Regions from separate parts of the Homo sapiens genome. Here region 2 is linked to region 1. The links are chromatin loops, found by intact Hi-C in ENCODE. Cell type or tissue: gastrocnemius medialis. All regions are shown on one strand. Links, peaks and the distances in the headings refer to the core of each region. The heading gives the core; the rest is flanking DNA. Region 1 overlaps BORCS5 (BLOC-1 related complex subunit 5). Region 2 has its middle 21 kb from the start of MIR613.

Region 1 (16,240 bases), core at 3,945-11,944:
TTCTGATCCTCCCAAATTGCTGTTGTTACTTTTTTGTCTGTTCATTGCTCTTTGTTTAGTAACATGTTTGTCAAACCTGTGAAATCTTTTTCCTGTGGTTTGTGGCCATTAATGTCTCTACTTTTCCACCCCACACCCTCCTTTTTAAAAGACGACAATCACTTTATTATCTCTCAGATTTCTGTGGGTCAGGGATTCTGGAAGGGCTCAGCTGGGCAGTTCTGACTTTGTTATGCAGCTGCAGTCAGTTGGTGGCTGGAGCTGAAATAACAGGGGCTGGAGCAGCTGGGGGCCGTCTGGGCAGCTCTCTTTATTTGTGTAGTCTCAGGTCCTCTCCATGTGTCTGCTTGCTTTTTAAACTTGCTTATATCTTTACATCTGCTTTCCTAGGGGTTGTCCATATGTCTGCATGGGTTAATAGTCAGTTATTGATCAGAGGTTGTACTTAACCACCTTGATCAGGAAGGCTTCTGTCATCTGTAAATGGCTCTGCGTGGCAGGGTAGCACATTCAAAGTTCAGGCCATTTTCAAATCTTATCTTTTGTTCACTGCTGAACCCTTTCACCTCTCCCCTTGGAATACACACACCCTCAGTGTCAGCTAGGAGCACGTGACTGGTTGCACCCTTTCAGGTCTCTGCTGCAAATGCATACAGCCTTAGCTAGGAGTAAGCTTGCCCTGACCACGACCACAACCTCGTGTTAGTATAGCTTTTGGCACTTTCCACTTGCCCATCTCTGAGATAGTCAATTCTACTGATGACACCGCTGGATGTGGATGCTACCTATTGTTCCAAATAAGTCAGCAGCCGCTTCCTGCTAAAGCAGGAAAGCTTCCTGTTCTCATTACCTGTCCCATTCTGGTACAACATCTGCTTCAACTGAGGCAGGAAGGTTGGGAGAAGCCTCACATCTCAATGACACAGATTCTCACTATTTTTACCCAAGTTCTTTTTTTTTTTTTGAGATGGAGTCACACTCTGTCACTCAGGCTAGAGTGCGGTGGCACAATCTCGGCTCACTGCAACCTCCAACTCCCAGGTTTAAGCGATTCTTCTGCCTCAGCCTCTGAAGTAGCTGGGACTGCAGGAGCACACCACCATGCCTGGCTAATTTTTGTATTTTTAGTAGAGACGGGGTTTCACCATATTGGCTAGGCTGTTCTCAAACTCCTGACCTCGTGATCCGCCTGCCTCGGCCTCCCCAAGTGTTGGGATTACAGGCGTGAGCCGCCACACTTGGCCAAGTTCATTCATTTTTAAGGCATAAATGCTTCTCAAATTTTTATATGCCATTGGTTGATTTTCCAAACCTCAAAATGGTTTGAATTATGTTTGAATGGTATGAATTATGTTCAGCTTTATAGTTACCTTTTGCAGAGAGGATATGTTGATCTCCTCATTTGGATTTATCAAGAAGTCCCACTTGTCTGTCCATGTGGTTTTTTTTTTTTTGGAGATGGAGTCTCACTCTGTCGCCCAGGTTGGAGTGCAGTGGCGCAGTCTTGGCTCACTGCAACCTCTGCCTCCTGAGTTCAAGCGATTCTCGTACCTCAGTCTCTTGAGTAGCTGCAATTACAGGTGTGTGCCACCATGCCTGGCTAATTTTTGTATTTTTAGTAGAGACAGCATTTCGCCACGTTGGCTAGGCTGGTCATGGACTCCTTGCCTCAAGTGATCCACCTGCCTCGGCCTCCCAAAGTGCTGGGATTACAGGTGTGAGCCACTGTGCCTGGCCCCCCATTTGCTTTTAATCTAGCTTTTAAAGTAGCCAGCATATAGTTGTCTTGCTGTTTTATATATGTTGAAAATCTGTCTTTTTAATGATATCTTTAACACTCTTAGATTTAGTGTAATTTCAGTGTGGTGGGGTTAAAGTCCACTGTTGCTATTTTTTTTTTTTTTATTTGTTCTAGTTCGTTCTCTTTTTTTGAGACAAAGTCTTGCTTTTTCTCCCAGGCTCTAGTGCAGTGTTATGATCTTGGCTCACTGCAACCTCTACCTCCTGGGTTCAAGCAATTCTCCTACTCCTACCTCAGCCTCCTGAGTAGCTGGACTACAGGCACGTGCTAGTTTTTTGTATTTTTCATAGAGACAGGGCTCCACTATGTTGGCCAGGCTGGTCTCGAACTCCTGACCTCAAGTGATCCACCTGCCTCGGCCTCCCAAAGTGCTGGGATTACAGGTGCCAGCCACCGTGCCCGGCCTTTGCTCCTGTTCTTTATTCCTTCCTCCCTGCCCACCCATACCTTTTTCTGTCTGCTTTAGGATTGAGTCTTTTTATGTTCCAATATTTATCTGCACTGTTGGGTTATTATTTTTATGTATGAATATATGTATTTTTTTTCTAGAGTGCAGTGGCACAATCATAGCTCACTGTAACCTTGAACTCCTGGGCTCAAGTGATCCTCTAGCCTCAGCCTCCTGAATAGCTAAGACTACAGGCATGTACCACCATGCCCAGCTAATTAAAAAAAATACTTTTTTTAGAAATGTGGTCTTATTGTGTTGTTAAGACTGGTCTCAAACACCTGGCCTCAAGTCATCCTCTTGCCTCAGCCCCCTGAGTAGTTGGGATTGCAGGTTTGAGCTCTCATGCCTAGCAAGATTCATTATGTGGTTGTATCAATAGTTTGTTCCTTTTATTGTTTCCTTCTTATGGATATACCATAGACTGTCTATCCATTTGCCAGCTGAAGGAATCGGGGTTGTTTCCAGTATTTGGTGATTATAAGTAAAGCCAACATAAGTTTTGTGGCAGTTACAATATATGACAGAATTGCTTCCCAAAGGATTTAATAAACTAATTCATAGTAAAAACAATACTATCTGAGCATTTCCATTTCATAATATCCTCTTCAACACTGGGCATTACTTAAGGATTTGTTTTCTCCAAAATGGAAGTATCTTTTATTCTGATCATGAAAGTAACACGTGCTCATGATTTTATGTCACTCAGCCCTCTGATCCGAAACCTAAATATACTCCATTTTGTCTCTTTTGTTAGAGCATGACCCCCAGAATTGGCATAGTGTTCCAGGTGTGGATTGGATCCAGTGTCTTTTCTGCATGATATATTCCTTTTAATACAGCCCAAGTTTAAGTAGCTTTTTTGGCAGCCACATGCACTTGAGTCATATCGAATCATCTAAAACTCTAAAGTGTTTTTCACATGTGCTGACATTAAGCCACACCTCCCCCATCCTGTATTTCTGCAGATAGTTTTTGGACCTTCAGTGAAAGACTCACATTCATCCACAGTTCAGTGTCACATGTAGCCTCAGTTTCTAGCTTGTTGAAGCCTTTTTTGAATCCCCACGATTAACACACCATGAGGGGCCTCACTCAAGTCATTAAAGAATGTTTAACACGACAGAACCTAGGTCAGAGATCCAGGGAAAAGCTCATCACAGTCAACAGACACAGAACTCTTTCTGTTAAGAATACTTTTTTATTTTCCAGTTTCTAGTTGGTATTTTTGTGGGAAGTAAATTGCTATCTCATATGCGATTAGTGAGAACTAACATTTGTGATTATTATATTAATTGAGACTCTTTTTGGTATCTGATTATCAGTACCATGCTTATTATGTATATCATTAATGCAGTTTTTATTGTGGTATTTTATCACCACAAACTGTATTTATTACTAGTCTATACTTATTTAAAACATTGAAGTGTTTTTCCTGAGACTTTAAACCACATCCTAAGACCACACTTCCCAAACATATGGTAGCAGTGACCAGAGACATAAAAATCACACCATTGATGAGAGAGTAATGATTCTAAGACCTGCCCCAAACCTCAAATAGGATAGCAATGTCATGGCTGCTCCTAATTTAGATGGGACGAAATCAACAAAAAGGAACTGCTGGCCGAGGATAGTTAATATTCAAAAGCAAAAGAAATGTATCTGTAAATAAGGAAGATAAATCTCATTATAATATCCACTGCTTTTTTTTGGATGTGGTCTTCCAGCAGTAGTAGATAAGTATATTATTAATGAAACAATTGTGTTAGTGTTCCATAATTATACAAAAAGGGAAAATAGGACAAGGCATGAATAATTAATGAAAGGAAACCAGACTCTTAAGTGGGGTGGGGGGGACATATAAGAAAAGGTAACAGCCATCTGTGAGTCTGGTCTGAGGACCAGAGGATGGCTGACATTTTTGGGGCCAGATAGACTATCTTTCTGCTGTTCTTCTCCTTTCCTGGCAATATACTGGAAGAGATTGAAACAGAACATCAAGGCAACCCCACACATGAGATGGAAATTTAAAAAATGTTCCAGATATGAGCATAACTCCCTAAGCCATTCTTTTAGCAATGGTTGAAGCCAGTCCTCTGACTTGCAGTAAGTTCTCGCAAGAGGCTACAGTTCCGAGGCCTATTTATTTTGGCCTCATTTTTATCCCTACTTTTACTTTGGTGACATTCCTTGAGTCTCACTCATTCCAGCATAGGGACAGGACACAGGTTGTTGAGGCAAATACTATGGGTTCATATAGAAAGTACCAGATATTAACTATCTCTGGCCAGAGTTTTTCCCCTAGGTCCTTACAAGTAAGTACTTTTTTTTTTTTTTTTTTTGAGACGCATTTTCATTCTTGTCGCCCAGGCTGGAGGGCAATGGTGCGATCTCGGCTTACTGCAAACTTTGCCTCCCAGGTTCAAGGGATTCTCCTGCCTCAGCCTCCCAAGTAGCTGGGATTACAGGCGCCCACCACCACGCCTGGCTAATTTTTATATTTTTAGTAGAGACCAGGTTTCTCCATGTTGGCTAGGCTGGTCTCGAACTCTTGACCTTAGGTGATCCACCCGCCTTGGCCTCCCAAAGTGCTGGGATTACAGGTGTGAGCCACCACTCCCAGCCAAATAAATATATTTTTAATGCACATTTACAATTCTAATTAGTTTTATATACCTCTGCCAGTATCTTTTAAGCCCAACTGAAGTTATGTGATTCCTCTGCAGAATTGGTTGCTCCATCCTGCCTACAACCAATTCTGATGCAGGTATGAGCTCCTCAGCTTGAGGTGAAGATCTCAAGCAGCCTTTATCTTAAAAAATTTATTTCGTTTTATGTATTTATTTTTTGAGACAGAGTCTCGCTCTGTCGCCCAGGCTGGAGTGCGGTGGCATGATCTTGGCTCACTGCAAGCTCTGCCTTTCGGGTTCAAGTGATTCTCATGCCACAGTCACCCGAGTAGCAGGGATTACAGGCACATGCCGCCACACCCAGCTAATTTTTGTATTTTTAGTAGAGACAGGGTTTTGCCATGTTGGCCAGGCTTATCTTGAACTCTTGACCTCAAGTGATCTTCCTGTCTCGGCCTCCCAAAGGGCTGGGATTACAGCCATGAGGCACTGCGCCTGGCCTCAAGCAGTCTTTAAATCTTCATTTCCCACTGTGTGCTTTGTATTGAGCTCCAGGCCAAATCGGACTGTTTTCTTTGCTTTCCCACCTCTAAACTTTGCCCATGCCCTTCTATCTGATAAAAAGCCATCTTTTCCACATAGGCCTGCTAAAATCTTTTCATTCCTTTAATGATTCCTTTTTAGATTCCTTTAATCTATCATTCCTTCAAGATTTTGCTTGTTCATTTGTTCAGCAAATATTTGAGGGCTGCTATGTGTTAGGCACTGTTCTAGGAGGTGAGGGTATAGCCAAATACACAATCTCTGCTTTCAAAGAGCTTACATTCTAATAGTTCATCCCACTAGAAGGCAAGTTTGTCTTAGACCATCTCCTTCATTATCTTTTTTACCTTTCCTAAATTGATACAATCTTTACATAGATCATGATGAGGAAGGAGGTAATATATTTGAAGTGACCACTGTGGCCAAGCACAGAACATTGCAAAATGCTTTAATTTTAAAAGCATGTGTCCTAAATGTAGAAGGAAGGATAACTAGAAATACAGAAAGTTATGGTCAGAAAGCCGGGGGTGGTGGCATGTACTTGTAATTACAGCTACTTGGGAGGCTGAGGCAGGAGGATCACCTGAGGCCAGGAATTTGAGACCAGCCTGGTCAACATAGCAAGACCTTATCTCCTTTTTTTTTTTTGACCTTATCTCAATAAGGTGGATGCACCTGTAGCCTCAGCTACTTGGGAGGCTGAGGCATCAGGATTGCTTGAGCCCAAGAGTTCCAGGCTGCAGTGAGCTATGACTGCACCACTGCACAGCAGCCTGGGTGACAGAGCAAGACCCTGTCTCTTAAAAAAAAAAAAATTATGGTCAAAGCAAAAGCAGTAATAAGTAGGATGACCTTAGATGATCCACCTTCCTTGGCCTCCCAAAGTGCTAGGAGTACAGGCATAAGCCACCACGCCCGGCCTAAACTGCCATTTTTAATGAATTGTAAAGAACAGAAGAGGTACCAGAAGCTTAGAAATAGAAAAAAGTACACGTTAAAAGGGGAGGCGGGTAATTGAACGAGGGGCCATGATTTCAAAATTTCCATCCATTGGTTCCAACTCTGTGCCTTCAGCGCTTGTTCTCTTTTAAAGTATTGATAGACTACTATTGTGCATCCAGTCAGTCTTGTTTTGTCACACTAAAAATTTCAAGATAAGTCCATAACAGGAGCATAAGTAAGATACTGCAAGGTTCTGACCTTGGCCTCAACCTTACTCAAGATCATATCACTTAGCTTGGTTCCTGCCATACTTAGCAAAGGACCCTATACATGCTAGATACTTATTGAAGATTTGTGGACTGGACTTAAATAAAGAGGTAGAGGCATATCAATCACATTGGTAGGTGGTAAAGTGTTGGACAGAATATCTGACACAATGGATGACAGAATCAAGGGTCAAAATGACCTTTTTTTTTGAGACAGAGTCTAGCTCTGTCACCTAGGCTGGAGTGCAGTGGCATGATCTCGGCTCACTTCAACCTCCACCACCTGAGTTCAAACCATTCTCCTGCCTCAGTCTCCCAAGTCGCTGGGACTACAGGTGCACGCCACCATGCCCGGCTAATTTTTTTGTATTTTTAGTAGAGACAGGGTTTCACCATGTTGGCCAGGCTGGTCTCGAACTCCTGACCTCAAATGATGCGCCCGCCTTGGCCTCCGAAAGTGCTGGGATTGCAGACGTGAGCCACCACGCCTGGCACAAAATGATCTTAACAGACTGAAAAGATGGTCTGAAACCACAATGACATTTAAAAGCAATACAGCTGGGTGCAGTGGCTCATGCCTGTAATCTCAGCACTTTGGGAGGCCAAGGTGGGCAGATCGCTTGAGCTCAGGAGTTCAAGACCAGCCTGGCCGACATGGTGAAACCCCGTCACTAAAAAAAAAAAAAAAAAAAACGCTAAAAATTTAGGCAGGCATGGGGGTTTGCTCCTGTAGTCCCAGCTACTCAGGAGGTTGAGGCATGAGAATCACTTGAACCCAGGAGGCAGAGGTTGCAGTGAGCCAAGATTGCACCACAGCACTCCAGCCTGGGCAATGGAGTGAGACTTCATTTCAAAAAAAAAAAAAAAAAAAAATAGAGACAAAGCTAAAATGGTGCAGCTCTAAGTCCAACGATCATAATTGTTTAAGTTAAAGGGATTTCTGCACACAGCAATTATTTGTTGAGTCCCCAATATGTAACAAATACACACTACTCAAATAAATTAATCCTCCCAATAACCTTCTGAGGTAGAGGTATTAGTGTCCCTTTTAGAGATGAGGAAAATGTGATCCAAAGAGGTTAGGTGACTTGACCAAGATCCTAAGGCCAATATACGACGTTTTCGATCTCTGAATTATCTCCAAAGTCTGTGCTTTTTCCTATCATGCCACACTGCCCCTCTGCACTCTCATGAATTGCAGGAATTTATTCCAAGTTACAAAGAATCATTCCAGTTCTGCTTAAACATTTCTAGTAATTAAGATAGTTTAATACTATGCAAGGCAGCAAAAAGGTTACAGACATAGACTTTTGAGAACAGTCAGATCCAGATTAAGAACAGCTGCTCAGCCACTTCTTAGCTGCACAACACTGGACAAATCCTTATCTCTAAACAACAGTATCCTTATCTATAAATTGAGACTAAAAAGTACCCACATGACAAGGATGCTGTGAGAATTAAATGTGAGACGCTGTCTGAAAAGTGCTTAGCTCACTGTGTGACGTATTGCAATTGCCCAATAAAAATTACCATTCAAATTATTATAGAAAGTTCTTTTTATCAAACCAAACTCTACCTCCCAATAATTTCTGTCCACTGATCTCAGTTCTGATCACTGGGACTTTATAAAATTAGATCAAATCCTGTATCTATTTGGCACCCATGTAATATTAGAAGAGGGTTATATTCTGAGTCGTCTCTTCTGCAAACCAAAACTGTAATCTGCTTCAAATCTCCTTCATAAAAAAAGGTCGGCCAGGTGTGGTGGCTCATGCCTATAATGCAATGCCAGCACTTTAGGAGGCTGAGGTGGGCGGACTGCTTGAGCCCAAGAGTTCAAGACCAGCCTGGACAATATGGCAAAACTCCGTCTCTACAAAAAATACAAAAAAATTAGACCAGCACAGTGGTGCATGCCTGTAGTCCCAGCTACTTGGGAGGCTGGGGCGGGAGGATCCTTGAGCTCAGGAGGCAGAGGTTGCAGTGAGCCGAGATTGTGCTGCTGCACTCCAGCCTGGGTGACAGAGTGAGACCTTATCTCCAAAAAATAATAATAAGACAAGGTTTCTGGACAATGACTTCTATCACTCAACTCAGGATGTACCCTAGTTTAAAAATCTCTTCTTAAACATGACACCCAGAATACTCTCGCAGGTGTACAGTAACCATTGCCAGGTGCCTGGGACTACTGCTTCCACTTTCTGAACTTGAGATCAAAAAAGCCCCCACTGAATTGCTGTTGAGCCAGTTTTCCCACACCCTATCCTTATACAACTGGTTATTTTTCATCTAAATGCAGGACTTTACAGGTACTGCTTTTAAGTGTTTTTGTTTTTTGTTTTTTCAGATAGGGTCTCACTCTGTCACTCAGGCTGGAATGCAGTGGCATGATCTTGGCTCACTGCAACCTCTGCCTCCTGGGTTCAAGTGATTCTCGTGCCTCAACCTCCTGAGTAGCTGGGACTACAGGAGCACACCACCATGCCTGCCTAAATTTTGTATTTTTAGTAGAGGCGGGGTTTCACCATGTTGGCCAGGCTGTTCTTGAACTCCTGACTTCAGGTAGATCTGCCCGCCTTGGCCTTCCAAAGTGCTGGGATTATAGGTGTGAGCCATCGCGCCCGGCCTTTGTCTCTATTTTTGAACATTAGAATTACATTATCTCTCATATAATACATGCTAATATACCAATTAGAACAGAAGTTTTGATTGCTAGACTTGATTTTGTTTACAATTTGGTACAGATCAGGTGTGTATGTTTACTTTTTATGGTTTTTCTTTCATTCCCCTTGCTGATAGCAAGTAGCAGCTACTGTCAGCTTGGAAACCAAAATAAAATCAATAGCCCTCGGCCGGGTGCGGTGGCTCATGCCTGTAATTCCAGCACTTTGGGAGGCTGAGGTGGGTGGATCACTTGAGGTCAGGAGTTCTAGACTACACTGGCCAACATGGTGAAACCCTGTCTCTACTAAAAATACAAAAATGAGCCTGGTATGGTAGTGCACACCTGTAATCCCAGCTACTCGGGAGGCTGAGGCAGGAGAATCACTTGAACCCAGGAGGCAGAGGTTGCAGTGAGCTGAGATCATGCCACTGCACCCCAGCTTGGGTGACAGATTGAGACTCTATCTCAAAAAACAAACAAACAAAAGACAAACCAATAGGCCTCTGAGGCAGTCTGAAGGGCTTCCTGTTATTAAAATACACAGGAATTAATACATGGGATTTAACTATTTTGGTGACCTGTAGGCCATTTTTGGTTTTCCCTGTTTCTTGGCTGTTCAGGGAGTTGGAATTATTAAATAAGTAAGATATAACTGGATGTCACATAATTTTTGCCGCCCTTTAAAAAAAAAAAATTTAAAGAGACAGAGTACGTTGCCTGGGCTGAACTCAAACTCCTGGGCTCAAGTGTCTGCCTTGGCCTCCTGAGTAGCTGGGACTACAGATGTATTCCATCTTGCCAGGCTGATTTTTGCTCCTGAGGATTACAATCTAGTATAGAAAACAAACCTCATGGTTGACTTAAAGTGTAGGATTTTACAAGCATAGTGTTCATTTAGTAGTGTATAATGGTATCATACCTTCTGTGTGGAGTGCCTGTTTCCCATGTGCCAAGTGCTACACTGGTTGTACTTCATACAGGACCTTTGCAAGTCTTCAAAAACAATCCTATGAGGGAAATATTAACATCATCCACATATAGATAATGCTGAGCTACAGAGAGGTTAGACAACTTGCTCATCTTCCAAAAAGATTTAAACTCAGGTCTGTCATAGTCCAAAGGCCGGATGGTTTTTACCACAGGGGAAGAGGTGGACCATAGTCATAGGAAACAACTGTATATAGAGAGGAATGATTAATTGAGCTGAACCTAAAAGGACAGGTGGGGTTTTGGTGTGATGTGTTAGGTTGGGTTGGGAAGGTGGATGAAGGAGTTCTGGGCTGGCAAGAGAGTCTGAGCAAAGTGGGTCTGAATATCCTGCATTGAGGAGATGGGGTGGTGGCAGAGTGATCACTCTGTGACCAAAGAGAAGGCTGCAATTTGAGAGGGAGTAAGAGGATGAGACAATTATTATTATTATTATTATTTTGAGAAAGAGTCTCTCTCTGTCACCCAGGCTGGAGTGCAGTGGTGTGATCTCTGCCACTGCAGCCTCCGCTTCCCAGGTTCAAATGATTCTCTTGTCTCAGCCTCCCAAGTAGCTGGGAATACAGGTGCGTACCACCACACCCAGCTAATTTTTTTTTTTTTTTTTTTTTTTGTATTTTTAGTAGAGATGGGGTTTCACCATGTTGGCCAGGCTGATCTCGAACTCCCGACCTCAAGTGATCCACCTGCCTTGGCCTCCCAGCGTGCCGGGATTACAGGGGTGAGCTACCATGCCCGGCAAGGTGGGAAAATTAGGTTAGGGCCAGATTTGGAGGCTCCTAAAGGATAGGGAAAGGAATTTGAAGTTGATGCCATAAGAACGTGATTGTAGTTTTGTTTGTTGCAGTAGGGAGCAGGGTATTAACATGTTGACAGCTGCGCTTTTTGAATGAATTGGTATGACAGTGGCCAAAGATGGACAATGCAGTTAGGAGATTGTTGTAGTTTCCTAGTGATGAGCTGATGAAAGCCTGGGCTGGGGTGGGGATAGTGGAAGGAGGAGCAAACTTGAGAGGCATTTTCAAGGAAGAAATGACAGGATTTGGCAAATTGGGTGCCAGGAATAAAAAGACGGGGAAATAGCCATAGGGTTGCTTGATTGAGGGAGCAGAATAATGGCAGAATGGGGAAGGGAGATTAATTTTGTTTGTTTGTTTGTTTCTTTTGGAGATGGAGTCTGGCTCTGTTGCCCAGGCTGGAGTGCAGTGGCACCATCTCGGCTCACTCCGCCCCCTGGGTTCAAGCGATTCTCCTGCCTCAGCCTCCCGTGTAGCTGAGATTACAGGCCCACATTACCACGCCCAGCTAATTTTTGTATTTTTAGTAGAGATGGGTTTCATCATGTTGGCCAGGCTGGTTTCAAACTCCTGACCTCAAGTGATCTGCCCGCCTCGGCCTCCCGAAGTGCTAGGATTACAGGTGTGAGCAACCGTGCCCAGTGGGAGATTAATTTTGAATTTTGGCCTTGTGGCCTTGCAAAACCACAACTAGTAGGAGCCGTTTCACTGATGCATACTCAATGCTCCCTAGCCTAGCATCCGCACAATGCCTTTTCTGGCCATGGCGGAGAGCACTTCAAAAGGAGGCCCTGCGGAGGGTGGGGTGGGTAGAGGAGCATGGTAGGGAATGGGAGGGGCAGGTGTCTTCCAAAGTTTGCAGTTCTCCTAACTTGTTTTGCCCTAGGTCCGCTGAATGCAGTATTACAGTCATGGCAAATGTCACCGTACTGATGTGCTTAACATAGATGTAATGTTTTCTAGAGGGTACGCTAAAACTCTTGGAGGGAGTGGGGGGTGGGGGTTATAAATCTTTATGTTATTTTTCTGTTAATGTCAAGGAACAGTTCATCCTTCTGGGTCTGTATGTTTAAACTGAGAGTGAATATTAATAGGAATTTACGGTACTCATGTTGGAAATTGCTACCCTCATTTAGAAACCATTAACCTTTATGTTAATAAAATAATGTTTTTAAATGAGCATATGAAATCTGTGTTGAACAGCTGCGGTCTTTCCGGAACACTAACTTAAAAAATGCTCAGCATACTTTTTGAAAATCAAAAGCATGTGGGTGGGATGAAGTCACCTGAGCAATTTTCTATAATTACAACTTTCAAGGCCTTTTCCTTTGTCTTTTTCCAGCTAACCTAAAATACACATGCACGCATGTGCACCCTCACACAGACAGCAGCACAAACCTGTGATTTTCTTCTTTCTCTCTATGGACTTTTTGGCCTTGTTTTTGTTAAATAGTTGCAGTTCCCTAGGAGGATATGTGTTGTCTTGTTCCTTCTCTAGTTTATTTGAAACCTTATATCTTTGAGAACTTTGGAACTCCCCAGAACAGGCTAGATGTCCACCTAGACTCCCAAGCTTTGAATGCCCTGTCCTAAAGTATTTCTAGGTGCGTTGGATCTAAACTGATTCCCCTAGGGTGACAGTGGAAACCCCAAAATGCCGACATCCTAGAGAATGACCAGGAACATGCTCAAGTTGTTACACAGTTTTTTGTACGTGCTGAGGTTCCTCAGTGCCATCCTGGTCAGCCAGTACTGGAATGTGACAGAACTGGCATTTGTGCCCAGGAACAGCCTACGCTGGGAATTCGCTTCTGCATTCTGATAATTAAGTCTGCTGTGCTGCTAATATTGTTCCCTGAAGGAAGGAGAGCTAGGGAATAATATCATTCCCACTTGTACCTTTTAATTAACAGAGGAGTGGAATGGAAAGAGTTTTAAAGAAGACTTTGATGAGAGAAGATCGGTACCTGACATAGTCTGGTAATTCCATCATTGTCGAACACATTTTAAGAATACCACCGCCAGTTTTTTCAGTGAGCTAACTGAAAATAATTCTAAACTTTGGCTTATTTTATGTGTAGAATAAAATTATTGATTTTCCAAGAGCATTCATTAAGAAGTGCCTTGCTAAGAAGTGTTAAGCGTGAAGTAGTGTAATATGTCTGTCCTACTATTTTAGGGGTCACTCCTTCTTCATCTTCCTCTTCTCTTTCCTCTAAGTAACCAAAGCTCTTCACCTAGAATGGAATTTGGGGCTTACATTTTCCTTACTATCATATAGCTGTTTCTTGTTACCGAAAGCAGAGAGAGCTTTTTCAGGGAGGTTAAAATTATCGTTATCTTGTTATAGTGTTATTTTTTCCTTCTTAGTAAGTTAGGAGCAATGCTTTGTCTTCCTGAAGCTGTCTGAAAAGATGCTTGTATACATGTGTATAGCGCTTTGGGTCATAGAAATTAGGTGTTATGTCATCTGTTTCAGAAGATGCACTAATGCATCAAAAACAAGTGACAGGGAAAACAATGCAGTGAGTAATCTTGTTGCCTCAAAACTGAGCAAACGTTTTGGGAGAGCAAGTTCTTGCGGGACATCACTAAATAAGAATGAGTTGATGTCACACTTGGCAAGAAGCAACTCTTTAAAATTTTTTTTTTCCATACAAATAGTACAACATGACTGGGAGGAGGGATTGTGGGCAAAGGGTAAAGAATTATGGAGGGAAAATGAGCAGGAGAAGGAATGTGAGAATGAGCTGCTTGCTACAAAAATAATTAATATGTAATCAAAGCCATGTTTGTTTTGTCAGGAAAAATCTGAGTCAGAACATGAGCTGATGAAGGGGAGAGATGTTTACCATGTCCTCCCCCACACCCTCAGAGGGCCGTTGTGTGCAGATCCCTGCGGAGGGTTGTGTAACCATCTTGACTCATTTTCAGGGAAGAATGGCCCCTGTAGCTCTTTTGGCTCAATATAATGCTGCATCAAGGATGAGTGAAGAAGTCTCTGGAATACAGTGCTATCAAACTCAAAATATGGTCATTTTAATGAGAATTTCCAAACACTAGGAGGCAATACTGTGCAGACCTTGTGCCACCACCTGCCTCCCCCTTCCCAGATATCTGTGCGATATTGGGAATTCAGGCAGCCCAATCGATAGCTGATTTTACCTTTTCCTACAAGGCAGAAAATGTCAAGATTAGCCAACTATTTATTGAAATTAGTTGGAGTTATCTGGCTACATGAGTGTCTGTGGTCCAGTGTATCATAATAAGAGTGGGAGAGACGGTTGGGGTGCTACTGGCATCTTGGGTGGGCCAGCCTTTATTGTGTGTCACTGCCGTGTATTGGCAATTTTTGTCCCTGCCCACTGAATTGCCAGTGGTGCCCCAGTCTCTGCGATGGCCAGGAGAGGCCTTCCTTCTTCCAGATTACCTCTGTGTGTTTCAGGGGGGCTAAAACAGTATGTGTTTTACAGTATTACTAAGCAGCACAGTTTTCTTTGTTGTTCCTTAGCATAAAGATCTTGGAAAGTTTTAAGAAGTTGTGTGTTTATACTGTAGCATAGGTTTCATTCAACCTATCACTCCTATTCACTCCTCAGAGTGAATTTCAGGGAAAAACAACAGTATTGGGGGAAAAAGTTTGGAAAAATTGGATGGAGGGAAGGAAAAAAAAAGGTGAATTGCAAAAGGGTTTCTTACGTAGCCCACTATTGTTCCCCAAATCAACACTCACTCTCCAGCTCTTTGGGTGGTTGCTCTGCATTTTCAAGAGGCAGCCTGGGGTGGAGGTCAGGGTTGCAGGTAAGGTAGAGGGGAAATAAGAGAGGACAGGGAAGAGGCAGGCATGAATAAAAGATTTGGATTGGAATATAAAGATGGAATACAATGGAGATAATGAAAGACCATAACAAAGAAACAGGAGATTTTACATGGCATTGTTAAGCTTACAATGTTGGCATTTTGGGGACAATTCTGAGTACCACAGATCTAGAACTTCTAAAAGAAAAACCCTCTGAGATAATTACAGCAGTTAAAGACCTTCACATACATGTTGAATTAATAGTATTTAATGTCCCTTTGTAGGTTTCAATCTTTTAAGCCTGTCCTGCCAAAGACTGTGTCCTTCTAGGTGCTTAGCCAGTAATTTAGGTGTACTGTCACCAGTTGTTTCCGTCATGACTTCTAAGTCTCAGCAGCCATTTTCCCTTAGGTTTTATTAACTGAGTCAGTAACTCAAAGTGTCATTGTTTTCCACTCATCTGGACTTTCTGAAAATAACACAGTGCTTTATTGGAAAAGCTAAGCATAGACATTAGCCAAATGTTTGCTAAAAATTAACCAAATTAAATGTTATTAAATAAGATGTGCAAATAGAGGAAAATTTTGAGAAGTATGAACAAATCCCACTAATCTTTGTTGTCAGTCACTACTTAGAACCTTGGCTTCGCACCAAGGCTGAATTAAGTTGAAGAATGTTTTCCGTAATGCTTCCCCTACCTTTTAAGTTGGTTTGAAAACATTCAGTTGCATGTGTACCACTGGATTTTTAGCTTTTTCACTAGTTGTTACCCTGGCAGCCTTGATTCAGTGAAAATCTTGTTTTTATCACAGGCTATTTCTCTGAGCAGCCAATGTTTCACGCTCTCTCCCTGTCTAATTGTCTGGCCTTGGTAACTCTTAGCAAGAGTTGAAATTACCTCGGTCAACCACATGACAAAAGAGTGGGCATGGGTTTTCCTGAATGTCTCCTGAGGTGACCAAGGGTGGAGTGGTGGTAGCATAATAAACCCCATGGGAAGTGGAGCCATAGATTCCATCAGCTTTGCAGAGGGGCCTTAGACCCAGCAGGGTTTAAGAAACTGCTGTGGATAGGATGCCTTGTCCTCCATAGAGATTATCAGCTGCTACCTAGAATTTCTTTTTCATTTGCAGTATGTCAGCATACAGAAAAAAAAAAAAAAATAGCAAACACCTGTGTATTCATCAAATTTGTCATATTTTAATATTTTGCCATGTTTGCTTCAGATCTCTTTCCCTGCAGGAAGAAAAATACACGTTTCAAATAAACAACGCCCCCTCCCCATCCTTTATATCCTTCCCTGATATTCCCTCCTCCTCCCACTCCACAGGGAATTATTGATCTGATTTTGGCATTCATCAT
Region 2 (13,955 bases), core at 2,232-10,231, 350 kb after region 1:
CCCCGCTACCAGTCTTAGCTGGAGCTCCCTTTTCTTTGTCATACTCAGCCAGTTGCTCATTGCTGTTTTAGAGTCTGGCCCATGTTTTGCTCTTTGGCTGTGCGATTGGCGTGAATCTTCTAAGCAAATGAATAGCTTAGAGGTGAATACTGAATCTTTTGCTTCAAGTAGCTCAGCATTTTTGTCTTTCATTTTTACTAAGTGACTAGATTCAGTATTCGAAGATGTTTTGGCCAAATGATTCATTATTTATTTGGCTTTAGAAAGAGACTTCAAAAGGATAATAGAAATAAACAACCCAGAGGTTTTTTTTTTAAATTGAAGATTAATAAAAGAGAGACCTCTGCTGGCTACAGTGGGGTAACAACCTAGAGTTGGCCACTGACTCCACAGGAAGCTATAATGGCTGTGACCCACCCCATACGCTTTTACAGTTGTCAGCAAATTGATCACTATTTGTTCACTTCTTCAGCAATCAACTCAAGTTCTTTTGGAGTTCATTGAAGTGAGGTATAATTCCCAGTCCAATCACCACTGTTTCTGTTTCAATCTTTAGGAAAAGTATTAGTCTTTTATATTTCTCGAACATAATAGCTTTACATATGAGCCCCTGCCAAACTGAGACCTGAAATAATTCCTGCATCTTACCTTCTCTGTTTCCTTTCCCCTTTTTTGCCTCCACCTCTCCTCCTCCCCTTCTCCAGTAAAACAAAATAAAACAAATCTACACTCAAGAGAGAGTACTGATAGAAAGTGAGAAGGAGGGAGCTGGGCGCTTATCTTTGGCATATCCTCAGCTGAGGATCCAAGCTGGGGGGCCCAGGGTTGGTGTTAACTACCTGAGTAGAGCTGTAGTTCCTACTGATGTCTTCCGTGGGATTTGTTCAACCGTGGGAATGTGGCTGCACGATAGTGGAGCAAGATTCAGTGAATGCTTCAGAATATGGAGGGTCGTTATCTAGGGGGAGGAAGGGGACTGAATGTTCTCTTGAGACCTTTTGTTGGCAACAACAATAATGAGTGCCTACTATGTGCCAGGCCCTGGACTAAGTACCTTAAATACCTTAATTCTGTTTCCTGCTTTTCTTCTCTCTTCACAGTCTTAAGAATGTCTTTCTATGAGAAAAACATTGAATATATGTAAAGAACTTACAACAAGGCCTGCATAAAGTAGTAGCTATGCATGTGTTCACTATTTTATTATTATGTTTTTACTCTGGAATATGCTGCCACTCCTACACATGAGGAGAGGCTCTCCCCATACTCACCAGAGCAAGCAAGTCCTTTTTTTTTTTTTTTTTTTTAAGACACATGGAGTCTTGCTCTATTGCCCAGGCTGCAGTGCAGTGGCATGATCATGGCTCACTGCAGCCTCGACCTCTTGGGCTCAGGCAGTCCTCCTGCCTCAGCCTCCTGAGTAGCTGGGACTGCAGGTGTATGCCACCACACCTGGCTAATTTTAAATTTTTTAGAGATGGGGTCTCACTATGTTGCCCTGGCTGGTCTTGAACTCCTTTGCTCAAGCAGTCCTCCCAACTTAGCCTCCCAAATCATTGGGATGAGAAGCATGAACCACTGTGCCTGGTTAATTACATAGATATTTACATATCTACTATCTTAAAACGGTGTCCTTTTAAGAATTTCAAATGATGCTTTATAGTTTCTAATATGGTGCACTGGGTATACTGTTGATATTTAAAGTTTTGTGAATGATAAATTTCCCTACTTCAGTAGTGCCATAGAATTAATTGATTCTTGTATCTGAAATTTAATGAGTGCTTATGAAGTATGCTGGACTGTGCTAGGTTCTGACAGCATTTGAAAAGAAGTTTGACATCTGCCTGTCTGTCCCCTTTTGGCTGCCTATGAGGTGTGTAAGATGGCTGCAATTTGAGGAGGCATCCTTTGTTCCTGAGGATAGAAGGTGCATTGTGGAGTAGAAAGATACAGGAACTATAGGCGATGCCACACCAACTCTGTGCCACTTATCTCCAGAATTCCTGTACAGAAAAGAAAAGTACACTTTTATCTTGTTTAAGCCACTATGATTTCTGGGCTCTGTTACTAGCTGCCAAATGCAAATCTTAACAGATACAGAAGTCCTTGAGGATTTTTGAGCAAGGAACTGACTGTAAAACTGGTGGCTCTGCAAGGGACAGATTTGGGGAGGGGGGTGTTCTGGAGAATCCTAAGAGATAAAGTTGGCTTGGTAGGTGGGGACAGATAGTAGGGGAGACTGAATGCGGAGAATACACATCTTGCACAGGTCACTGAATTTTGTTTCTTTTTCCCAGGACACCTCTGCTAAACTCCTATTTTTACCGTGGTTATTTAAATATGTGGTTATTGAGGAATTTGTATTCTGCTATCGTCAAGTGGCCTGAAAGCCAGGGAGATCGAGAAGATGAGTGTTCTTTGTGCTTTAAAAAGAAGCAGGCAAAAGCTGGAACGGGAAAGAGTATCAGTGTTACAGTGAAGTGAAGTTACTATGTTTTCTGAACTCCTGCAAGCATTTTCAAGGAAAGGAATGTTTGTTACAGGTGATTGTCTAATCAAGATACATTTGAAATGTATCCTTTACTGGATAGCAACTGTAAACAATATTTAAAAAATATATCTCAGAGTGACTTGCAGAGTAAAGATAATTTCATATGCTAAAATTTCTAAAAGGAGAAAAACCTTTTTTATTAACTTTAATGTTCATATAATCACATTGAGTAATGGCTATTTTTTTCCTAGTGAACTTTTCATTTTAGGTTGGGCAGGTAATTTTATACCTTTAATTACATGGGTCTTAAAAATATGATCCTATAGCCATAACTGAATATTATAAGCTTGGGTACTTTATGTTTCATCTTTCATTAAGGAGTATATTTCTCAGATCCTACCAGATCCTACTTTTTTTTTTTTTTTTTTGAGACAGAGTCTCACTCTGTCACCTAGGCTGGAGTGCAGTGGTGCTATCTTGGCTTACTGTAACCTCTGCCTCCCAGGTTCAAGCAGTTCTCCAGCCTCAGCCTCCTGTGTAGCTGGGACTACAGGTGTGCACTGCCACATCCGGCTAATTTTTTTTTTTTTTTTGGGATGGAGACTCACTCTGTTGCCCAGGCCAGAGTACAGTGGTGTGATCTCAGGTCACTGCAACCTCTGCCTCCCAGGTTCAAGCGATTCTCCTGCATCAGCCTCCTGAGTAGTTGGGACTACAGGTGCGTGCCACTACGCCTGGCTAATTTTTTGTATGTTTAGTAGAGATGGGGTTTCACCGTGTTAGCCAGGATGGTCTTGATCTCCTGACCTCGTGATCCGCCTGCCTCAGCCTCCCAAAGTGCTGGGATTACAGGTGTGAGCCACCACACCCAGCCTAATTTTTGTATTTTTAGCAGAGACGGGGTTTCACCATATTGGCCAGGCTGGTCTTGAACTCCTGACCTCAGGTGATCTGCTGGCCTTGGCCTCCCAAGGTGCTGGGATTACAGGCATGAGCCACTGTACCCGGCCCTCAGATCTTATTTTCTATGGACACCCTACTTTGCTTCAGCCCTGAGGTCCCAGCTGCCCCATTCAACATTTTTACCTTCCTTTTCTGCATTGTCCTAACCTTTAGGAAATCTGAACCCCAGTAGTTGACTGTCTTCTGAACTAGGTGAACCTAATATCCCAATCTCTCTGTTTCCCTAAAAATGGGTTGGCAATTCTAAAGTTCCTTTCAAACCTGGTTGGACAGATAATTATAAGCCTTAATGCAATGACAAATTTCAAGGTCCCTCCAGGCAGTGACTTTCAGCCTTCCCTCTACACATGGAAAGGAATGTGCCCAGTATTACCTGAAAATTCTTACTAGGTTTTGCCTCAAAACGTAATATTTGGAATCTTTTTTTATAATTTTCCCACTACAGACTGGAGACAATCCATATATTACTATTAAAATTGAGTTGCGGCTGGGCACGGTGGCTCACGCCTGTAATCCCAGCACTTTGGGAGGCTGAGGCAGGAGGCTATTCAGTATTACCTGGAAATCAGAATGCCAATTACTCAATAACCATGTATTTAAATAGCCATGATGAAACAGGAATTTAGCAGAGGTTACCTGGGAAAAAAACAAACCCATTAATTATGTCTCTCAAAGTCCTTGTACCTTTTGTAACTTTTTTGTACCTCTTACCAAGAAAAAAAAAATTGTATCTCCCTACCTTTCCCTCCCCATTTGGAAAAAGTACCCTAGAATGCAAGAGACTGAACATCAGGTTGTAACCTGGACTATCTGTTGCAAACTGTCATACTTTTTTTACGAACTTGAAACATTTTAGAGATAGGGTCTTGCTCTGTCGCCCTGGCTGGAGGGCAGTGGCACCATCATAGGTCACTACAGTCTCAAACTCCTGGGCTCAAGTGATCCTCCCATTTCAGCCTCCTGAGTAGCTGAGGCTACAGGCATGTGCCACCACACCCAGCTAATTTAGAACATTTTTCTTTTTTTGTAGAGACAAGGTATTGTTATGTTGTCTAGGCTGGTCTTGAACTCCTGACCTCAAGCAGTACTCCTGCCTCAGCCTCCCAAAGTGCTGAATTACAGGCATGAGCCATTGTGCCCGGCCCCAACCCAGTTTTTATTGCAACGTGGATTGTCTACAGTTTATAGTGTGAAAAAGTATAAAAAATGATTCCCAATTTTAGGTTTTGAGTTATAGCTCCCTGAAGTTCCTGGGTTGCATTTTGCTACAGTCTGCACACAAGAAAAACAAAACAAAACAAGACACACAGTCTGATACGCAGAGAGATGTTCTCTCTGTACAGTTATATAATAACAATAGCTAACATTTGTGGAGCACTCAGTGTGTGCTAAGCCACTCATCTACATTGTTTCCTTTAATCCTGAGATTAAATAAATTCTGAGAAGTAGCTGTAATGATAAGGAAACTGAGCCTTGGAGCTGTAGCTCAACATCACACAAGGCAGCTGAGTCTGGGCTCAAATTCAGGCCTTGGGGCTGTCCTGTCATTCTTATAAATAATCTCAACAGGAAGAAGGCCAGCAGGCTCAGTGTGACACTCGATCCTAAATTATTCTCTTTCACTTTCTGCCCGATTAAAAGACCATATGGTAATTAAATATTTCTGGCCAGCAATGTCTTGCCATTTATTGAAAAATAATACCACAATATCTCTAATAATTGTTTCATTAAAAACAAGAACAGAGCCCCAGCTATGTCCGGAATGGCTCTAAGAACATCTTTCTACTTCTCTGCACCTTAGTCTCTCCTGAGGCAAGATGGAAAGAACAAAATTACGAGGTTGCTTTGGCAAAAAAAAAGGAACAATGGATATTACTTTATTAGGACTAGGAGCCACTTTTTATGGCAGGTTGCAACTGTCAAAGGACATTTTAGGGTCGAGAAGCCCCCTTGCAAAGGACAAAAGATGTCCATGGTAAGAAAAGCACGGAAGGCCCAAGGGAAAAGTTTTAAAATGAGCTTTGCCTCTAAGCCTCCTTTGATGCTCACCTCCATATCGATTCAGGCATTTCTCAAAGGCCACCTTCTTCCAAGGTAGATAAGAGGGCCCTGGTCGGCCGGGCACGGTGGCTCACGCCTGTAATCCCAGCACTTTGGGAGGCCGAGGTGGGTGGATCACAAGGTCAGGAGTTCAAGACCAGCCTGGCCAAGATGGTGAAACCCTATCTCTACTAAAAATTCAAAAATTAGCTGGGTGTGGTGGCAGGTGCCTGTGATCCCAGCTACTCAGGAGGCTGAGGCAGAGAATTGCTTGAACCTGGGAGGCGGAGGTTCCAGTGAGCTGAGATCGCGCCACTGCACTCCAGCCTGGGCGACAGAGCAAGACTCCATCTAAAAAAAAAAAAAAAGGCCCTGGTCAGGGTCTCACTCTGTCACCCAGGCTGGAGTGCAGTGGCATGATCTCGGCTTACTGCAGCCTTGACATCCAGGGCTCAAATGATCCTCTCACGTCAGCCTTCTGAGTAGCTGGAACTACAGGCATGTGACACCACCCTGGCTAATTTTTTGTAGAGATAAGGTTTTGGCATGCTGCCCTGGTCTCAAACTCTTGGGCTCAAGTGATCCTCCCGCCTTGGCCTCCCAAAGTGTTGGGATTACAGGCGTGAGCCACCGCGCCCCGCCATGGTCAAAAGCTTTATCTTCGTTAATCTTGGTTGAGCTGGTTTCCCACTTCCTATATCATTTGCCTGAAAGGGGAGACCCAGCTTACTTTGGAGGTAGGTGTAGGTAGATAAGAGCCAAGTGTTGTTTGCTAATGTATTGAGTGAGGGATCTCATTAAAAGGTCATTTTATTTGTGCAATCAAAGAACTCCTTTGGAGCCCAGTATGGTGTCACACACTTGTATTCCTAGCTACTAACGAGGCTGAGATGGAGAATCTCTTGAGCCCAGTCAATCACTGATGCCAGCGTGGGCAACATAGTGAGACCCCATCTTTAAAAAAAAAAACAGGTGTGATTAATGTTAAGCACCTTGAGATGAGGAGAGCGGTTTGGATTATCCAGGTGAGCCCAATCTAACAAAATAAATCCTTAAAAGCAAAAGCAGAGGGCCTTTCCATCTGTGGTCAGAGGAATAGGTGACTATGGAAGAGTGGTTGCTCCCTTTCCCTTGTCCCTGCTTTGTTTTCTCCACAGCACTTCTCACTCTGTGGGAGGCACAAGAATGCCCCCCTCCAAAGAGATACACATCCTAATCCCCAGAGCCTATTAATATGGTATGTTATATGGCAAAGGGGGGATTAAGGTTGCAAATGGAATTGTTTGCTGATTTGCTGACTATAAAATTGGGAGAGTATCTTGGATTATCCAGGTGGACCCAATGTAATCACAAGGGTCCTGAATCTTGGAAGAGGAAAGCAGAAGAGGGATTCAGAGTGGTGTGACGTGAGGGCTTAGCTTGCTGTTGCTGGCTTCGAGGATGGAGGAAAGGGGCTAGGAGCCCAGGAATGCAGCAGCCTCCAGAAGCTGGAAGAGGCAAGGTAAAGGATTCTCCCCCAGAGCCTCCAGAAACAAATGCAGCCTTGCTGGCACCTTGCTTTTAGCCCAGTGAGACCCATGTTAGACTTCTAGCACACAGTACTGCAAGATATTAAATTGATGATGGCTGGGCGTGGTGGCTCATGCCTGTAATCCCAACACTTTGGGAGGCTGAGGCTGGTGGATCACTTGAGGTCAGGAGTTTGAGACCAGCCTGGGGAACATAGCAAGACTGCGTTTCTACTAATAAAAAATTAGCAAGGAACGGTGTGCACCTGTAGTCCCAGCTACTCGGGAGGCTGAGGCAGGAGGATCACTTGAGCCTAGGAGATCAAGGCTGCAGTGAGCTATGATGGCACCACTGTACTCCAGCCTGGGCAATAGAGCCAGACCCTGCTTAAAAAAAAAAAAAAAAAATGGCTGGCTGTGGTGGCTCAGGTCTGTAATCCCAGCACTGTGGGCGGCTGAGGTGGGCAGATCACCTGAGGTCAGGAGTTCGAGACCAGCCTGGCTAACATGGTGAAACCCCATCTCTACTAAAATTACAAAAATTAACTGGGCCTGGTGGTGCACACCTGTAATCCCAGCTACTCAGGAGGCTGAGGCAGGAGAATCGCTTGAACCTGGGAGGCGGAGGTTGCAGTGAACAGAGATCGCACCACTGCACTCCATATCAAAAAACAAAGAACTGCTTGGTTTCTGATTTCTCAGCTCTCAACTCTAGGCAGGTGATTTATTTGTCCACTTAAGAGATGGGAATTGGACACTGCCGCTGGGATCAGTTCTGATCCTGACTATAAATTTCCGGGGTGCTCTGCCTTAGAACTTGGTTTATTGCCTATTAAGCTGCTTTCCTGTTGCCTGTGCTCAGTGTCTGTCTGGCTCCTGGCCTCCTCTTGCCAGGTGATTTGGCCTCATTCTGAACCTGTTTTATGTAGAGTGTCTGTCTGCCCGACTTCATGGGGCAGATCACAGAACAAGATCCCTGTGCCACGATCTGCTTTCCCTTCACCAAATATCACTATGAACTTGTGCCTACCTGGATCCCATACTTGCTTCACCCTGACAAAGCTTTTTCTTCTCTCTACTTCTGGCCTGCTTTGAATTTATTGTTTTATGCCTGTGTGTTAGAGGGAAAAATGTATTAAAATAATGTACTGGCAATACCTCCCTTCCTGTCTAAAAAAAGTGAATGCTTTGTGTACTCATCTCCCTAGAGGGCCTTTGTTGAATTAAGCAGGGTGATTGGCTGTGAGGAGAATTAAAAGGCAGAGAGAAGACCAAATTGCTCTACCCAACACAAAATGAGGAGATATTTGAAAGAGAATTTTACAAGGAGAAGACTGAAGAAGGCCGGGCGAGGTGGCACACGCCTGTAATCCCAGTACTTTGGGAAGTTGAGGCGGGTGGATCACCTGAGGTCAGGAGTTCGTGACCAGCCTGGCCACTAAACTCTACTAAAAATACAAAAACTAGCTGGGCCTGGTGGCAGGTGCTTGTAATCCTAGCTACTCTGGAGGCTGAGGCTGGAGAATCGGTTGAATCAGGGAGGTGGAAGTTGCGGTGGGCCAATATCGTGCCACTGCGCTCCAGCCTATGCAATAGAGCGAGACTGTCTCAGAAAAGAAAAGACTGAAGAGAAGAGGAAGGAGACATAAGTGAGCTGTACAATTTTTGAGCAAAGAAAGAAACCCAAAGAATATTTTAATGGAAAGCTTCCTATATTGCGTGTAGTGTAACATTCTCTTTGCCTCTCTAAGCATCCAGTACACGTTGAATTTGTGGTAGATTAGGTGTATTAAGTGCTGAGATTGGCCTCAAGGCAAGGGCAGGATGACTCAGAATAGCACAAATAGTTTCAGGTGGGAAGGGGGAGGAAAAAGGGAAGCAAAAGGCAAGGAAAATGCCAAGTGGTCTTGCCTACAGCAGATCTTTCAGCCCGCATGCTTGCTCTGTACTTGGAATTCTCTAGAAAGGTTGCAAGAAGAAGCTGCACTCCAGAGTAGTCTGAGAAAGGGATCAGGAAGAGGGCATTTATCTGCCAGCTCCCTCCTGTCTCCATTTTTTGTGGCTGAGGTTCACACTACTTAGCAGAGCTAAATCCCCTGAATGCCATGTGGTGTCATCTGGCAGCTCCGTGATCACTCAGGAAATTAATTTTACGCCTTGCAGTGTGGCTATTTCATCCGAGTCTGGAAGTGAGGAGTGACCAAGAGAGAACAAAAGGAAGGGTGGTGGGAATCCAAGAAGGCTTAAAACGTATGTCTCTGTAGTTGAGAAAAGGTTTTACTTAAATCCTGTTCCAGGCCGGGTGCAGTGGCTCACGCCTGTAATCCCAGCACTTCGGGAAGCCGAGGCGGGTGGGTCACCTGAGGTCAGGAGTTCGAGACCAACCTGGCCAACATGGTGAAACCCTGTCTCTACATAAAATACAAACATTAGCTGCGTGTGGTGGCAGATGCCTGTAATCCCAGCTACTCAGGAGGCTGAGGCAGGAGAATCGCTTGAACCTGGGAGACGGAGGTTGCAGTGAGCCGAGATCGCACCACTGCACTCCAGCCTGGGCAACAAGAGTGAAACTCCATCTCAAATAAATAAATAAATAAATACATAAATACATACATACATATTGCTCCAAATGGTGAACATGTGCATGACTACGTGTATGAACTCTGATGTCTTCATAAAGAATTTTAAAAAACTATTGGAAAACATGGGAAAACATGCTCTAATTTTTTTTAAATTTCATATTCAGGGAGGTACATGCACAGGTTGTACATGGGTATATTGCATGATGCTGAGGCTTGGGTTTCTGGATGATCCTATTGCCCAAGTAGTGAACGTAGTACCTGATAGGTAGCTTTTCAGCCCTTCTCTCTTCTTCTTCCCCCTTCCCTCCTTCTGGAGTGCCCAGTGTCTATTCTTATTTTTATGTCTGTGTGTACCCAATGTTTAGCACTCGCTTATAAGTGAGAATATGTGGCATTTGGTTTTCTGTTCCTGCGTTAATTTGCTTAGGTTAATGGTCCCCAGCTACACCAATGTTGCTGCAAATGACATGATTTCATTCTTTTTTATGGCTGCATATTCTCTAATGTTAATTGATAATGCCAGATAAATCTTCAGACTTCTAGATTATAATCATGGAACCAGGTAGCGACTTCCGCCTTACTTTTTAAGTTATTTAATTACCCATGTAATAATACATATATATTTTTTTCTAGAGACAGTCTCGCTTTGTCACCCAGGCTGGAGTGCAGTGGTGCCATTATAGCTCACTGTAGCTTCGAATTCTTGGACTCAAGCAATCCTCCCACATCGGCCTCCTAAAGCACTGGGATTACTGTGTGAACTACCGTGTCTAGCCCACGTCTCTTACTAGTTAAAAAAACAAAAAACAAAACCTGTCATTCCAGGTGAAGGGAGTTGCTTTAGTGTAACACCTGGCTTTTCTCTGCCTTTTCCTAACTCTGCTCCTGAGCTGTGATTTAATTGGCAAATTTGGGGAAAATAAAGTGAGCATGCTCAGCTTATCCTGTCCACTTTCCCCTTTGGAATCCAGCCAGCATGAGGCCTGCTGTAGGGGCAGGCTGACACTCTGGTCGCCAGGGAGGCAAGTCTACTTTGGACCAGAACTGCTAGATCTCATTCCGCAGCTTGGTATTGGGAAGCTCTTCTGACTCTCAGATTTAAACTGCATCCTGCAACCCAGTCCTATCAGGAATAAACTAATAATTTGATCCTCTCCCTCCATTCCTTTATCTTATTTCTTAGTTGGCTGTAAAATTTAAAAAGGAGGAGGGGTGCTTTTTATTGGGCCCTTCTTGCAACATTTGGTTCATTGGCTAAAAAATTGAAATGTAAGAAAAAAGGAAGGAGCACAATTAGGGAGAAGCAAGTGAACACACATGGAGTGATTGAGGCTTCTGGAGTGGTGAGGGATTGGCCTTGGCGCTGGGTCTTGTTCTTGGTATGTGTGCCGGACATGTTAATCTTGGCAGTTTGTATAGGCTTATATTGGGCTAGGTAGGTTTTTGTGGTGGTGCATTAGTGCTTAAAAGCCATGGCCTGGGGAAAACTTTGGAAAAGTCATTCAGAGGCTGTAGCAGGGCCTTGACAAGGGCATGGGGCTGTCAGAGGGCCTAAGTGGGGACTGGCAGGCTGAAGAGCGTTAATAAGCAGTCACAGCTGATGCAAGGATTCAATTATAGGAGGAAAGAAACAATCTTTTCATATACTATCCTTTTAGATATTAAGAGAGTGAAAAAAATATCTGCTGTTTTTAAACCATGGAGCAGCTGGGTTCTCTATGGACCACGGAGCATTAGTGAGAGATTGGCTTCCAATGTGTTAGCACGAGGTAATGTAAACAAACAGTCCAAGTTTTAATTCCTCTTTTATGTTGTTTTGCACTATCCTTAAGGGCAAGAGAGGGCAAGGTGGAGGGGCTAAGTTTGACTTCATGTGGCTCAAGAATCAGTCCCTCTACTTGTTCTCAAGGTTGCTAGAAACTGGTTGCTTAGATTTTCTCTTTCTTTCTTAGCATGATAAAGTATCAAACAATATTTTTTTGTGAATTTTTAAAACCGATACATAATGCTTGTGGATATTTCTGGGATGCATGTGATATTTTGATACATGCATACAATGTGTGATGATCAGCACCACCTCAAACACTTATCATTTTTTTGGGAACATTCCAAATCTTTCTTCTAGCTATTTTGAAATATATAATTATGGGTTTTTTTTTTTAGGCCTAAGGAATTCCACAGAAAAAGATAATGGGAAAAGCCACTGTGGCACAGGAAAAAAATGTTTACTTGGTATTGTGGGAGCCCTCTTACTAGGCAGAAGTTCACTTCCATTGCAGCACTGCAGTGCAGGCACCTAAAGATCAAAGGGGACGTGGAAATATAAAGGCTTTGAATATCTGGGTAAGAAAGAACAGCTCCTCTCAAATAAGATGTGATGACTGAAGATATTGCCATTTCATATTTCTAAACTTTACAAGAAGGCAGCATCCTCTCAAATACTCTGAGACAGGAGAAAGTACTCAGAGGGGGATCTTCCCAGATGTGGTAAGTGTGAGGTGCACAGTGCTGAAATTAACCTGTGACCAGGAGATTTCTACTAACTGGGTTTAAATTCACAGGCCATGGGGTCTGTACTCTTGGCATTGATCAAGTGGCATTTTGGTGAGGCTGCAGTCTCTGCAACAGTCTTTGGGCACCCAAAGCACTGATTCTGGGTATGCGATTCTGCTTGAGCTACCTGCTAGGAATTGGCTTATTTTATGAAGATGGCTGGGATAGAGCCAGTGCTATGATCATTTTACATGTTCTGTTAAATCTATAGATTCTTTAGAAAAAAGTACATCCCAGACTAGGCTGATATTGAGGCAGGAGAATAGGGTCTGGAAACAGGGAACCTAAGGTCATTTCACGCTAACTTTCTAGAACTAAATTTAAAGAAAAACCCTAACATTCCACGCCTAAGTAACAAAAGGACCAGAGGCTACTCCCTTTGCAAACCCCCACCTTTTCTGCCCAGCAGATGGGCAATTGGCTGTCAGCAACCAATCAGACTGATTGCAGGCAGAGTCTTAGTTTCCATAGAAGTGCAACTTTGTAACTTCACCTTAACCTCTGATTGGTTGCTTTTTGCAGCCAATTAGTTGTTTGCACAGGAGTGTGACGTTGGTAACTTCAGCCTCTAATTGGTGGCTTTCCGCCACCAATCAGAGCAACTGCGGACCACCACTTTATTTACATGAGGTGACCACCAAGTGGCCCATGGGAAACCTGTAGGGGGTATTTGGACCCAACAGAATTCTGTAACCCGGGTTTTTGAGCCGCTGCTCAGGCCGCTCCCACACTGTGGAGTGTACTTTCGTTTTCAATAAATCCCTGCTTTCATTCTTTAGTTGCTTCATTCTTTCTTTGTTTTGCTGGGCATTTTGTCCAATTATTTGTTCAAAACGCCAAGAACTTGGACAACTTGCAGTCAAGACCCTCTACTAGTAACAATATTATCATTATTTTTTGACTTGGAGGCCCTGAAGGAAATGCCCCCATTCCAATGAAATACAGCTTAAGCTGTACTTGTCAAAAGATCCCTGACTGTACCCCCACACTGAAATCCCTTCCGGTAGAGACAAAGCATAATAAGAAATTGGGAAAGATGGCCGGGCGCGGTGGCTCACGCCTGTAATCCCAGCATTTTGCGAGGCCGAGGCGGGCGGATCACCTGAGGTTGGGAGTTCGAGACCGGCCTGACCAACATGGAGAAACCCTGTCTCTACTAAAAATACAAAATTAACTGGGTGTGGTGGCACATGGCAGTAATCCCAGCTACCTGGGAGGCTGAGGCAGGAGAATCGCTTGAACCCGGGAGACGGAGGTTGCAGTGAACCAAGATCGGGCCATTGCATTTCAGCCTGGTCAACAAGAGTGAGACTCTGTCTCAAAAAAAAAAAAAAAAAAAAAAGGAAATTGGGGAAGATACATTTTGGACTTCTTTGAATTTTAACCCACACATGTAAGATAATTTTATTTTGAACTTCACTTTCTTTTATCTTTAATGTCTCATGATTTTGACTTATAAGGAGATGGATTTCATTTCTTGGACATTAATTTCTCCCTAGAAACTTGATAAAGGGAGGAGATTTATGTTAAAGTATATTTTTTCTCAATATTATTGGTATTTTCTTATTGAGTTTTTTTTGCGCATATTATTGGAGTGTAGTATACTTTTGTCATGTAATCTCATTGTTGATCCTCTGATATGTGGACAGTATGGATAAACATAATAAAAATTAGTAATAGAAAAATGGAGTTAAGCCTTGGATACAGAATGTCACTGAACCTTTTTTTTTTGTTTGTTTTGAGACAGGGTCTTACTCTGTCACCCAGGCTGGAGTGCAATGGCGTGATCACAGTTCACTGCAGCCTTGACCTCCTGGGCTG

The links. A loop is a pair of places that touch in the nucleus more often than their neighbours do. Peaks named below come from ENCODE experiments on the same cell type or tissue, not always from the same donor. Only the 100,000 strongest peaks of a DNase experiment are listed, where the experiment ranks them.
Region 2: a loop joins it to region 1, with 4 times the contacts of the local background. A loop is called at or near these places in 2 of 110 quality-filtered maps.

Annotation. Positions count from the first base shown.
Region 1 is chr12:12,384,564-12,400,803 of GRCh38, forward strand. The region is part of intron 2 of BORCS5 (BLOC-1 related complex subunit 5); the gene reads left to right. Among named protein-coding and RNA genes, the nearest start is that of BORCS5, 36 kb to the left of the region's middle. In gastrocnemius medialis, for the core only: no CTCF peak of the experiment used is centred there; no DNase peak of the experiment used is centred there.
Region 2 is chr12:12,736,919-12,750,873 of GRCh38, forward strand. It overlaps a transcript of APOLD1 not described here. Among named protein-coding and RNA genes, the nearest start is that of MIR613, 21 kb to the right of the region's middle. In gastrocnemius medialis, for the core only: no CTCF peak of the experiment used is centred there; no DNase peak of the experiment used is centred there; H3K27ac peaks cover 1,487 bases.